Linked DNA regions of Homo sapiens: region 2 is linked to region 1. Evidence: chromatin loops called from intact Hi-C (ENCODE). Cell type or tissue: heart right ventricle. All regions are shown on one strand. Links, peaks and the distances in the headings refer to the core of each region. The heading gives the core; the rest is flanking DNA.

Region 1 (6,020 bases), core at 1,225-5,224:
TTTGTTTTGTTTTGTTTGAGACAGTCTCACTCACTCCGTTGCCCAGGCTGGAGTGCAATGGCGCGATCTCGGCTCACTGCTTCACTGTGTCACGGTAACCTCGCTCACCTAGCATCTGGTTAAAAGCCGGAAACAGACATGGAAACCAACTGATCTGTAGATAAGAGCCCTGCTCAGGGATGGGGTCCCTGCTGAGAGAGGCACAGAGAGCCTGCTATGCAGAAACTGCTGGAAGGCCAAGCCATTTCTTTCTTTTCCTTTTTTTTTGTTTTTGACATATTCTCACTCTCACCCAGGCTGGAGTGCAGTGGTGCGATCTCAGCTCACTGCAACCTCCGCCTCCCAGGTTCAAGTGATTCTCCTGCCTCAGCCTCCCGAATAGCTGGGATTACAGGCGCGCACCACCACGTCCAGCTAATTTTTGTATTTTTGGTAGAGATGGAGTTTCACTATGTTGGCCAGGCTGGTCTCAAACTCCTGACCTTAAGTGATCCGCCTGCCTCAGCCTCCCAAAGTGCTGGGATTACAGGGTGAGCCACCGCGCCCAGCTGATCCTAGATTATTTATCCAATAATTAGCCCGTATTCCTGAGATACTGTAATATTTCTGGCCACAAGATAATCCAGCAGAGAAGGACAAAGTCCAGTGAGTGTGTGGTGCCCACACCCCAGAATTGGGTGACACAGAGAAGATTAAACAAAGTGGCTGAAGATCCCCTTGGAAAGCAGGAGCGCTTACTTCCCAGGGTGCCCCTCAGCGTGTCACACACCCAGAGTCCATGTGGTCCTCGGCAATCAGCTCTCTAAGCCCTTCCCTGGACCAGCCCTCCCAGGATCTCTAGGTCACGAATTCTAAACCGGGGGTCATGGGGCAGAAAAGGGTGCAATTTCTGGGCCAAGGTCCAAGTGAGGATTCCATGGCTAATTCCAAAAGAGATGCTCTCCCAGAAGCTTATGAACGCTCCTCCAGAGGCCTGGAGAAACGAAACCGCTGCAGTCCTTTGCGGGGACAGGCTGTCTGAGCCGATGAGTTCCACACGCTTGAGGCTGGGGATCCACAGCCCAGGGCCACTCTGGTACCCAGAGGTGGGCTGTTTAAGAGAATATGGGCTGCCAGGGGTCCCAGGCCACTTCACCTCACCTCCACCAAGCTGCAAGGCAGAGACTCGGTGCCTCGAAGGTGTTTCTTGAAATAACTCGTTCTCAAAAACATTCTTGAAAAGAACTGCCCAGATTCTCTCAGAGACAAACTCTTCAAGGTCACATGGATGTAAAGGAGGGCTGGGCAATGGCTGGGGATGAGTGTACAGAGAGCACGTCTGTGGAAGCAGAAACAGCCCCTCAAAAGAGGGTGTCCTTCAGGGGCCCCGTGGGGACACGATCATCAGAAACACCACGGAGCATTCAAAGACTGCCCTGATCGTGGGTTCAATGCCGGGGTCACCTCCAGGTCCACCAAAAAGATGCTGCGCTGTCTTCTAATAATTACAGAGCATCTCATAAAGTGAACTCACCTGCCCTACATCCCCCGTCCCTTTCTCATCTGAATCAGAAAGAGGAGCTCATTTTAGTCCAGGCCATGAGCAAGTGGCTGGGTCAAGGCGATGAGGTTCTCCATCAACAGCTCGTTAATCACGTCCAGATAAGCCCAGAGGGTTTAATTAACTGTGGCAGGTGCCGCCCCACGACTGGGTGACAGGGACAACTTGGATGCTGTATCTTAGAGCTAATGCTGCTTCCCGCTCCGGGCATGTAATTAAAAGCAGAGACCCGGCATTTAGCAGTTGACTCTCATTAAAAGCCTCCCATGCTCTTGCTAGGAGTCACGACGTTTGATTCATCGTCTCTTAATGTCACTGCCCCTGGTTAAGCTTCTGTCTGGAAGTGCTTCCTTTCCCACGACCCCGAGGTTTCTCTCAACCTCATCCCTCAGGACCCATCCGACTCTTTCTGCCCTTGGAGTCCTGGCGGCCCAGCTACCACCAGAGACACAGCTGATAGAAGGTCAAGGGCACTGGGCCACACCCACCCACCCACATCCAGCAGAGAAGGACAGTGACAAAGCCCAGTCCCGTCCAGAAGGACAAAATCCCACTGTTGCAACTGCCTTTTCACTACAGTGAAACGAAGCCGGGCTCGTGAGAGGGGCTTCCTGGAAAGCTGAGCCCGCTTCTGCCACCACGCAGGCTTGAGCGCTGCTCCTGGCTGGAGGCCAGAGGGCCAACGGGACCCACCGCCCCAAACAGAAGGGTGCGGCACTTACCAGGGTACAGCTGCTTGGTGGGTGCGCTGAGCTGCGCGTCTTTGGTGACTCTGTAAGCGACATCCGGGCCTTTGGAAGATCGCCGCGTGGCGCAAAAGCCTGTTGTCTTTGTTATTCCATCAGGCAAGTTGTGAAAATCTAGAACCTTCAGGAGATCTGCTGGCTGAGCTGAAATGACAGAGGAGGAGCAGAGTTAGCCACGGAGAGGAAAGGAGCACCTGGGAACACCCGGAAGCTGGGATGACAGGAAGCACCCCCACCCCCACCACTGTGAATCCTGGGCACTCAGAAGAGCCCCAGGACCAGCTTAGAGCCGCGTGCTGGGCGAGGCAGGGCACCACGCTGCGGAGGAGGGTCCCATCCTTGTCCCCACCAGCAGCCACATACCGGGGGCAGACCCAGGCTAGCCCAGAGGGTCCCATCCCTGTCCCCACCAGCGGCCACACACCAGGGGCAGACCCGGGCTAGCCCAGCTCTGACGACGCCCTCCTTCCTCACTGCGCTCTCGTGGCTCCTGAGGCTGGCAGGGGCCACACACCCAGCCTCCCAGACACCTCTTCTCATTGGCCACGTAAGGAGAGCAGCCCAGGCAGATGCTGGAAGGCCACAGAAGGCCCACTGCGGAGCTGACCGCCTTATGGTGTGCTGTGCAATGACACAGGAGAACCGGTGGGTCACAACATCTGCCCTGCAGCCCTGAGAACCTTCACCCCACCTGAGGCCCCTCCAGAGGTCACGGGGATGTCACTGGCCTAGTTTATCCCCCCGTCATTATCCACCTGGACTGTCTGTCGCCTTCCCATGACCGTTTACAGCGGGTGTGCAGTTTCCATTGCCCTGGAAGACCCCTGCCCACATCGCCAGACCATGCAGAGCCAAGAACAAGGGAGGGGCAGCCCCCGCATCCCTTCCAGAAGGTTCCTGACCCTCTATCCAGGGGCTCTCAGGGAAGGGCAAGGGGATAAGCTGACCTCTGGCCACTGAAGCCGTGATCATTACCAGGGAGCTCAATGGTCACCCTCCAACACAAAAGACGGCCCCATCTGCCAGAGCCTCCTTCCCCCACACCACGAGGACCCCAGACCTGCATCCACCACAAGGCGCGAATCCAGGAACCTGCCCTGAACAAGGTCAGTTTTATGGGAAAAGCACTGCTCCTGTGCCCACGAGCAAGAGGCTCCCTGGGAGTCCCGGCAGAGAAAATAAACTCGAAGTTGGCATCACAGCGACAGAATGGTGTGTGTTGGGGCGGCCTGGGAGTTGGAGGAACCCAGCAGCCGGCAACTGCCCTGCCCAGTAGATGTGGACGGGGTTGGCCGTGCCCCCTCTGCTGGCCAATCAGAGCATGACACCGCCCTGTCCCAGACGGTCAGCTCAGGGATGGACGTGAGACCAGCCAGGATAAGGAAGCTCCGTCCTGGGGCTTTTTTCCTTTGAGAAAGAGGAATCCTCCCTGCTCTGCTGGCTCCAAACACAGAACAGGAACCTGGAGCTGCTGGCAACTGTCTCCTGAGCAGGTGGAGAGTGCTTGCCTGAGGATGCAGAGAGACAGACTGGCCACACTGTTTGAGTAGCTGGATCAAGCTGTGCCTGACAGAAACCGGTGTATCCCTCTTTATGCTAATGCCAATTGGAGTTAGATCCCAACATCTGCTACTAAACAGTGCCCATCTCTGGGTGCAGTGGTGTGGGCCTCCTCAGCTATCAGTTCCCCGCTCTCTGGCCTGGCCCTCCTCCCCAGGGAGGAATGGTGATCAGCCTGCGACGGGCTCAAGAGGAAAGTCCCACCTTTTTCCCAAGGGCAGAAGGTTTGGAGGTGAGATGGGATGGCCACGCAGGTTTCCTCTCTGCTGGTTTTCAAGGACTCCTGCAGCCAGGGGCACCTGCAGCCTCGGCACTGCCACGGGAGGAGGTGGCTGCCAGAGACAATGGCGCAGTGTCACTGCTTGTCCCAGCAGGCCCTCAGCAAGAGGAGCACCCAGACGGAGGACTCTGTCTCCCCAGCACTCCCTGTCCCTCCAGGGGACTCAGCGCGGGCACTGTGCTTGGTGCGCAGGCCACAAGGAGGTACAGACAGGAACCTGTGCCACCCCCACCCCCGCCATGACCAGCTGACAGTGCAGGGAAGACAGCAGCCTGGGCAGGGCTCTGAAGGAGACCAGGGTGGAGGGAAATCGAAGCCGCATTTCTCATTCATGAAGCCCCTCCCCATCCACAGTTCTCTGGAAGGCTCCACAGTACCCAGGTCCCAGGGTTCTGAAGTCCCTGCCTCTGACGGTGTCATTTCTACAGCTTGGCTTTGCTGCAGTCCTCTGCCAATTAAATCAAGAAGCCAGAAACATGGAGAAGCTGAGGATTTCCCACTGCGGCGTGGGAACAGTGACAAAGGGGAGGGGCGGCACAGGGACCCAGAACACCCCACGTCCAGGCCTCTCATGGCCTCTCTGTTTTCCTGGGTGGCTTTCGGCTGCCAAGCAGGGCACAGCCCACCCAGCTCTGTCACCCCCTCGGGCATGTATGGCACCTCCCACCTGGCCCCAGCAAAGAAGGCTTTGGTGGGCTTTTGCCTTTGACTTGAGAAGAAACGCTGAGTGCCAGTGCCTGGTGAGGCTGCACCGCGCAGCCCTGGGCCTGGATGCAGCCCGTGGAAAGAGAGGATGCGCCAGCTGCCGGTCCACCTGCTGAAGATGACACAGTGCCGAGCCCTGGGTCATCCCTAAGACTCAATTCCAGCACTGGCAGCGGCCGGGGCAGGGGAGCAAGGATCCCGGCCGGGGCTTCCTGGACTCACACCATAACAAGCCCGTGATGCTCTTCCCAGACTCAGGCTCGCAAGCCTGTTTTCTCCATTGCTGAAGGCAAGAGCTGTTTTCCAGCAGGCTTGGTGGACATGTTCGCAGATCTCTGTTGCAACAAGTTTAAGAGGCCACCAGACCTTTCCCAGGCCTAGTGCCACCCCTCCTGCTGGCCAGGGGCTTCCTGTGCCAGAGCAGAGGAAAACATTAAGTACTTTTTGAAAAAGAAAAGGTTGGGGAGAGCCCAGGAGGAGCCTGGCGCACAGCCTTTCAGGAGCTTTTCTTCCAGCCTCCATCAGGATGAAAACTCCACTTGGACACAGCACAAGCTTTGGGGACAGGTGGACATGGGTTTGAAGCCAGTGGCACCCCCCACCAGAGGGTGGATCCCAGTGGGTCAAGGCCAGTGAGAGAAGCTGCAGAATCAACAGTGGCCACCGCACACTGGCCCGTGCACTTCCCGGCTCAACAAACAAGAGCCCCTCTCTTTTGCCCTTTTCTCCTAGACAGCCAGGCAGGGGCCCATCACCAGCAGTTCCCAGAGGACCCACCGAGCAGCCCAGGTGCTCAGTGAAGACGAGATGGCATCACGCGTGTGGTCTCCACACCCAGCCCGGTGCCTACTCTTTAGTGAAGGACCATGCAGCTGTGCCCAGAGGTTCCTGAGACCGACCATCTGATGCACAGAAGGCCAGCTCCGAAAGCTTCATGAAACAAAAACTTTGTTGATTCCATGGAACCCTCGCCATGACCGGATCACCTATGGGGTCAGTCCATCACATGGTGGATGGATGGATGGATGGATGGATGAATGGATGGATGGATGATGGATGGATGGATGGATGGATGGATGGATGGATGGATGGATGAAGTCCCAGAGAATAGCAGGTGTCCTGCTGTGCCTTGGCCACCCAAGCTCCAGCCCTGTCTCCTCTAGGCACCATCCTGCTCTGCAGTCTGGGG
Region 2 (4,967 bases), core at 1-4,000, 650 kb before region 1:
GCTCAGACATTCACATGTGTGTGCACATAGCCAGGCACATACAGGCATACGCACACATGTGCAGAAATGCACATACGTATGCATATCCATGCATGCATATATATAGACACAGACCCGGGCACACAGGCACACACATGCACAAATGCATCACATGCAGAGAGACTCAGGGGCATGCGCACACACACATACCCAGAGCTGCACATGCAGGCACACACACACATATGCCCACAAGTACACTTGTTTGTGTGAAGCACAGACATCCACACGCAGGCATATGTATGCATGCACACACACCTACATGTGCAGACCCTCTAGCCTGAGAAGCCCAGGTCTTCCAGGCAGATGGTTGTGTGAGTTTCTCTCTCCCAGGACCAGGCAGACGCAGCATAGAAGCCCTGATCCGTCTGTTCCTAACCCAGCAAGTGACACACAATAGCCTCTCTGTGTGGCCCTGAGTGGAGATGAGATTCAAAAAGAAAAAAGCAGCTTTCAACTTCCTCTACGTGAAAGGTCATCGCCCCCTCCCCACGTGGGGGTGTCAGGCGATGAGGGAGCCTGGGAGCCCAAGCAGGCTCTCGACAGACAGCTGTCTCTCGCATGTGATGGTGCCGCCGTCTTTCTCACCAGCAGCACGACGCTGCAGGCTCTAGGGGCTGTGGGTAGAGACAGACGGCCTGTGCCCTTTACATCCTTCCAGCCAAGCCCGCTGCTGTACTCCAGATGCGGGCCTTGTTTGCCCTCCCCGCGTATCTCTGAGGTCCCCACGAATTGCTGTGTGGCATGAATGTGAGATCCCTGCCATGGTATCCAAAAGGCAAGCCTCTACTTACAGGAGGGATGAAGGCCCTGAGGGGTGGTGGGTGTCCCATCCCCCTGAGAGTTGGGGGTGCAGAGGGCCCCTCTGCACCTGACCTGCCACCTGGTGGTCACTGTGGTGAGAAAGGGGTCCTGGGACTTCAGGCCTGGGGTTTTGGGGTGAAGATGTCTTGTCTAGAGGCACCAGCTGCCCACAGCCCTGCAGCCACCCTGGCCGAGAGCAGATGATCCAGCGAGTCCTCAGGGGAACATTATCCTCTTTGCAAAATAACTGTGGAATTAGAGCTTGATGTGGGCTTAGCGGGTGCCCTGCAGTGTCTCAGTTCATTCCTACCCAGCAAAGTGGCTGACGTGAGAGCGGGGTCTGCACCGACAGCAGGACCTCCCTGTTCACCTGCTCCCGAGACCACCAGGGAGCCATGCTGTGGCTGTGGCTGAGGCTGAGGGTGGGGCAAGAACCCAAATGCACACAAACCTGCATCATCCGTCCAGCACTGGATCCCAGGGTCTCTCTAGACATTTTAAAAGATCTTTAAAAACAGGGAAGAAAGAAACCAACCCCATTGGGGCGGTGGCGGCTCCCTTAAACTTTCAGCGACTGCCATGAGAACAGAGATTTCGGTGGCTCCAAAGAACACAGGCTTATATTCCTTTGCTTTTCTTGAGGTTCTTATGCCGGAAAGATGCAGGTGTTGCCTGCCCTCTTGCCCTGTGAGGCTGTTCCTCAGCCGCCAGCCCAGGACTGGGCGTCCGGCCGTTCTGTCCACGCTGCAGCCCTGCTGTCCGCTAGATGGCGCTGCGTCATGCCCGTGGCGGGCCTGTCTGGAACCCAGGAAGGCCTGGCGGAGTTCCAGGAGGGTCTCTGGAGACCCAGGCGTCAGCACAGTGGCGGGGACGAGTCCCCTCCCTGGAGGGTGTGAGATCCCCTCATTGCCGGGCTCTGGGCACCCAGAGCACAGATTTTGTTCGCTCACTGCTGGAGAAGCATAGCCTGCCTGGGAAATGCCCCCTCCCCTCTGTGGAGCCGGGAGGTATGCATGCAGGCATGTGTGTGTGTACACGTGTGTGCACACGCCTGTGCCTGTGTGTGCCTTGTGCATTCTGTGCAAGGATGTGTGTGCATGCGCATGCATGCATGCACACACCTGCACACACTCCTGTGGCCGTGTGCTCTTGTGCATATGTGGGGGTTCTGTGTGTGTGTCTGGGGACAGGGAGGTATAGGAGGCAGCTCCCTTTAGCCCATTGGAGGCTAGCCCTGTGTATGTGCTGGACTCCAAGATGACAAAGACCTGCCCAGGTCTCAGCCTCAGCCTGTAACTGCTCTGAGCCTCCATTTACTCATCTGTAAAATTGAGATGCCCCAGTTACCTCCCAGGTGTGATGAGGCCCCATGGAGACCATGGGGCGAGAGGGCCCTCCCCACAGGCATGACGCAAAGTGACATCGATACACACCTGTGTTGTGGTCACGCACCTCCAGCAGCGGCCACAGGAAGGACACTGAGGTCTGCCCTGGGCTGAGGCCCATGGCATCCTGTTCATCATGGGGGTGCCACGGAATCCCCCATCCCACAGGGGAGGAGACGCAAGCTGAGAGGCGAAGCCACAAGCCTGACTCTGAGCCCAGGCTGTCGTCCCGGGCCGCGGTGCCCACACTGCCACTCAGCCCTGGCTGGAGATGCAGTGCTGAGGTGGGCAGGTGGCTCCACCAGCCCCATGAGGCTCAGTGGGACCTGGTGGAGGGTGGCACTGGCCTTGGAGAAGACTTGAGCCCAGCCTCTCTGTGCTGGCAGCTGGGAATGCTGAGAGGCAGGAGGAAGCTGGGGGGCACTTCCTGAGCCCCCACTGCATGGGGACAAAACCCAGGGATCCCTCCCCAGGCAGAGACCCCACCGGGCTCGATCACCAGACTTCTGGCTGTCAGCTGGCACAGAGGCCCAGCAGGGACAACCCCGGAGGAGGGGAATGTGTCATTGGGAGCCTGGGCAGCCATCAACTAGTCCTGGCCTAAACGTGGAGCACCTGGTGCCCGGCCCTTTGGCAGGGCCTTCCTTGGGGACAGAGGTGACTGCTGGTGCCTGGACCCAGGAAGCTCCCCCATCTCCCCAGGCCACCAGAGGCCCCGAGTCACTCCCGGGTGAAAACACAAATCCAGGCTGGGGCAGCTGACAGGTGGTTCCCAGGGAGGAACTGAGGGGTTGAGGGGCAGGAGAGGTGGGAGCTGGACACAGTGACTTCTGGGGCATCAGGCCTCGGCCATCTCCGAAGGAGGGCTCCCGGGAGGTGCACGTGGACAAGATTTCTGGACGAGATCAGGCTGCTTACCCGTCTGCCAAGGCCCTGCAGCTTGGGTGTCTTTGCGAACCTGTCAGTAATTGGGGTTGTGTCCAACAGCCTGTGCCAGGCTCCTTGGCGGGGCAGTCCTTGCAGCAGTCCTTGAAGGTCACCTCGAGAGCCAAGGCTGGGCAAAGCGATGGATCCATCAGGTGCAGGGGGAATGGTGTCTGGGGCCCACAAAGGTCACGATGTGGCCCCGCAGGTGCCAATGAGGGAGCCAGGGTCCAGCCACCTGTGCTTGCCAGCTGGGTGCCCTGGTACCAGGGGACGAGCTCCTTCTTGGTTTGCACAAAGGCTGGTGGGCCCCGTCCAGGAGCTGCTGCCCAACAGTGTGCTCTCGGATCCCTAGGACACGGGGGCCCCAGCTGCATGCTGTGCTCAGCCCCATCGGACACTGGGAGCCCCCTTCTATGGAACCAGAGCTCCCGAGGGGATGCTAGAAAAGTGTGGAGCTCTTTTCCTGGGCGCTGAGCCCCCTGTCCATGGTAGGAAAGAGGACAGTATTAGTGATGGGGATGCAGGGACACCTGTGGCTTCAGAGCATCAGCTTGGAGTGTCTGATTTAGTCATGAGACAGCCTCACCTGGGGAGAACTTTCTTCCCATTTTACAGAGGGGTAAATAGAGGCTGCTGTGGCGCCCTGCCCAGGAGCCCTGGCTGCTTCGAGGCTGAGGAAAGCAGGGAGGTGAGCAGCTCGGGGCCTGCCCTGCAGGTGCACCCGGACCCTGGGTGGGCCCTGCCACCCCGCACGCCTTCCCCAGAGCCCTCTGAGCCTTGGCCGGTGGGCGGACGGAGAAGGTTCTGAGGGGAGGAGTCTGGAAAGAGGGAGGGGCTTTGTGAGGGACCACAGGGGAAGTGGGGCTGAGCCTCTGCTGTCCTCAGCCTCTGCTGTCCTCAGCTGGGTCTCCCACCAGGTCCCTTCCACCCGCTGTGGCCTTGGCGTCCTTCTTGCTTGGGCCCCATGGGTCAGCTGTGGGTGCCTGGACACCCATAAGTGGCCATCCTGCCTGGGTCCCTGGACCTCTTGCCACCTCTCCCATCCCCACACACCTGCCACCATGCCAGCAGCCACTTTCTAGAGCCTTCCGTAGCAAATGAGTTCCTTCATCTCAAATTAGGTGCAGGGGGAATGGTGAGGCTTTCTATAAAAGCCTCTCTGCTGATGACGGCTTCCTGCACAAACAGACCTCCACTAGGGACTGGAGCGACAACCTCTCCCCGCTGAGCGCAGCCGGCGCGTCTCCCGTGGAGCCCACGTCTCCTGGGAACAGCCTCCTCCTCTGACAGACAGGGCCACAGAGCCAACTTGTTACAGTTTGCAGAGAGCCCGCTGCCCTCTGCCGCAGCTCAGTTGGGTGGGTGCCTGGGCCCCGGGCCACCCCTCTGGTGCTGGTCCTTGGCTCCTCTTTTTGCAAAATAGAAAGGAATTTCCAGAATCTCAGCAAAACTACACCGCAGCTTGGACTGTGGATTTGGGGTCTGTGCAAAGCACCCTATCCCTTTCTTGGGGCAGTCAGGCTGGAAGAAGACCTTGCCCGCCCAGGGCACCCCTGAGGTGCAGGGCACCGTGCCTGTGATGCCCTCATGGGTGCACTGAGCTCCCCACAGCCCTGCAAGAGCTTTCTGCTGATGGCTCCCGAGTCACAGATGGAGAAACTGAGGGGTTGTTTATTGGGCCTGCCCATCTGGTCAGCAGCAGAGCGGACGCCCCGTCCGTGCAGCCCCTGTGCAGCTGTTGCTGGCCACTTTGTCTGTTTGTTAGGTTCTGATGGGACCTGGGGGACACCCCATTCTGGGAGCCTGCTGAGCCAC

The links. Peaks named below come from ENCODE experiments on the same cell type or tissue, not always from the same donor. Only the 100,000 strongest peaks of a DNase experiment are listed, where the experiment ranks them.
Region 2: a loop joins it to region 1, with 6 times the contacts of the local background. A loop is called at or near these places in 12 of 110 quality-filtered maps.

The regions. Positions count from the first base shown.
Region 1 is chr9:134,687,322-134,693,341 of GRCh38, reverse strand. COL5A1 (collagen type V alpha 1 chain) reads right to left here. Exons shown (of 66, transcript NM_000093.5): 2 at 2,263-2,430. Among named protein-coding and RNA genes, the nearest start is that of COL5A1-AS1, 37 kb to the right of the region's middle. RefSeq lists an enhancer at 3,762-4,552. In heart right ventricle, for the core only: a CTCF peak has its summit at 3,599 (motif pointing left); DNase peaks (open chromatin) are centred at 1,941 and 3,601; H3K27ac peaks cover 1,606 bases.
Region 2 is chr9:135,340,778-135,345,744 of GRCh38, reverse strand. It overlaps LINC02907 (long intergenic non-protein coding RNA 2907), which reads right to left and starts at 2,496. Exons shown (of 3, transcript NR_171012.1): 1 at 2,274-2,496; 2 at 1,292-1,723; 3 at 1-451. RefSeq lists an enhancer at 2,743-3,455. In heart right ventricle, for the core only: a CTCF peak has its summit at 1,605 (motif pointing right); a DNase peak (open chromatin) is centred at 1,634; H3K27me3 peaks cover 3,908 bases.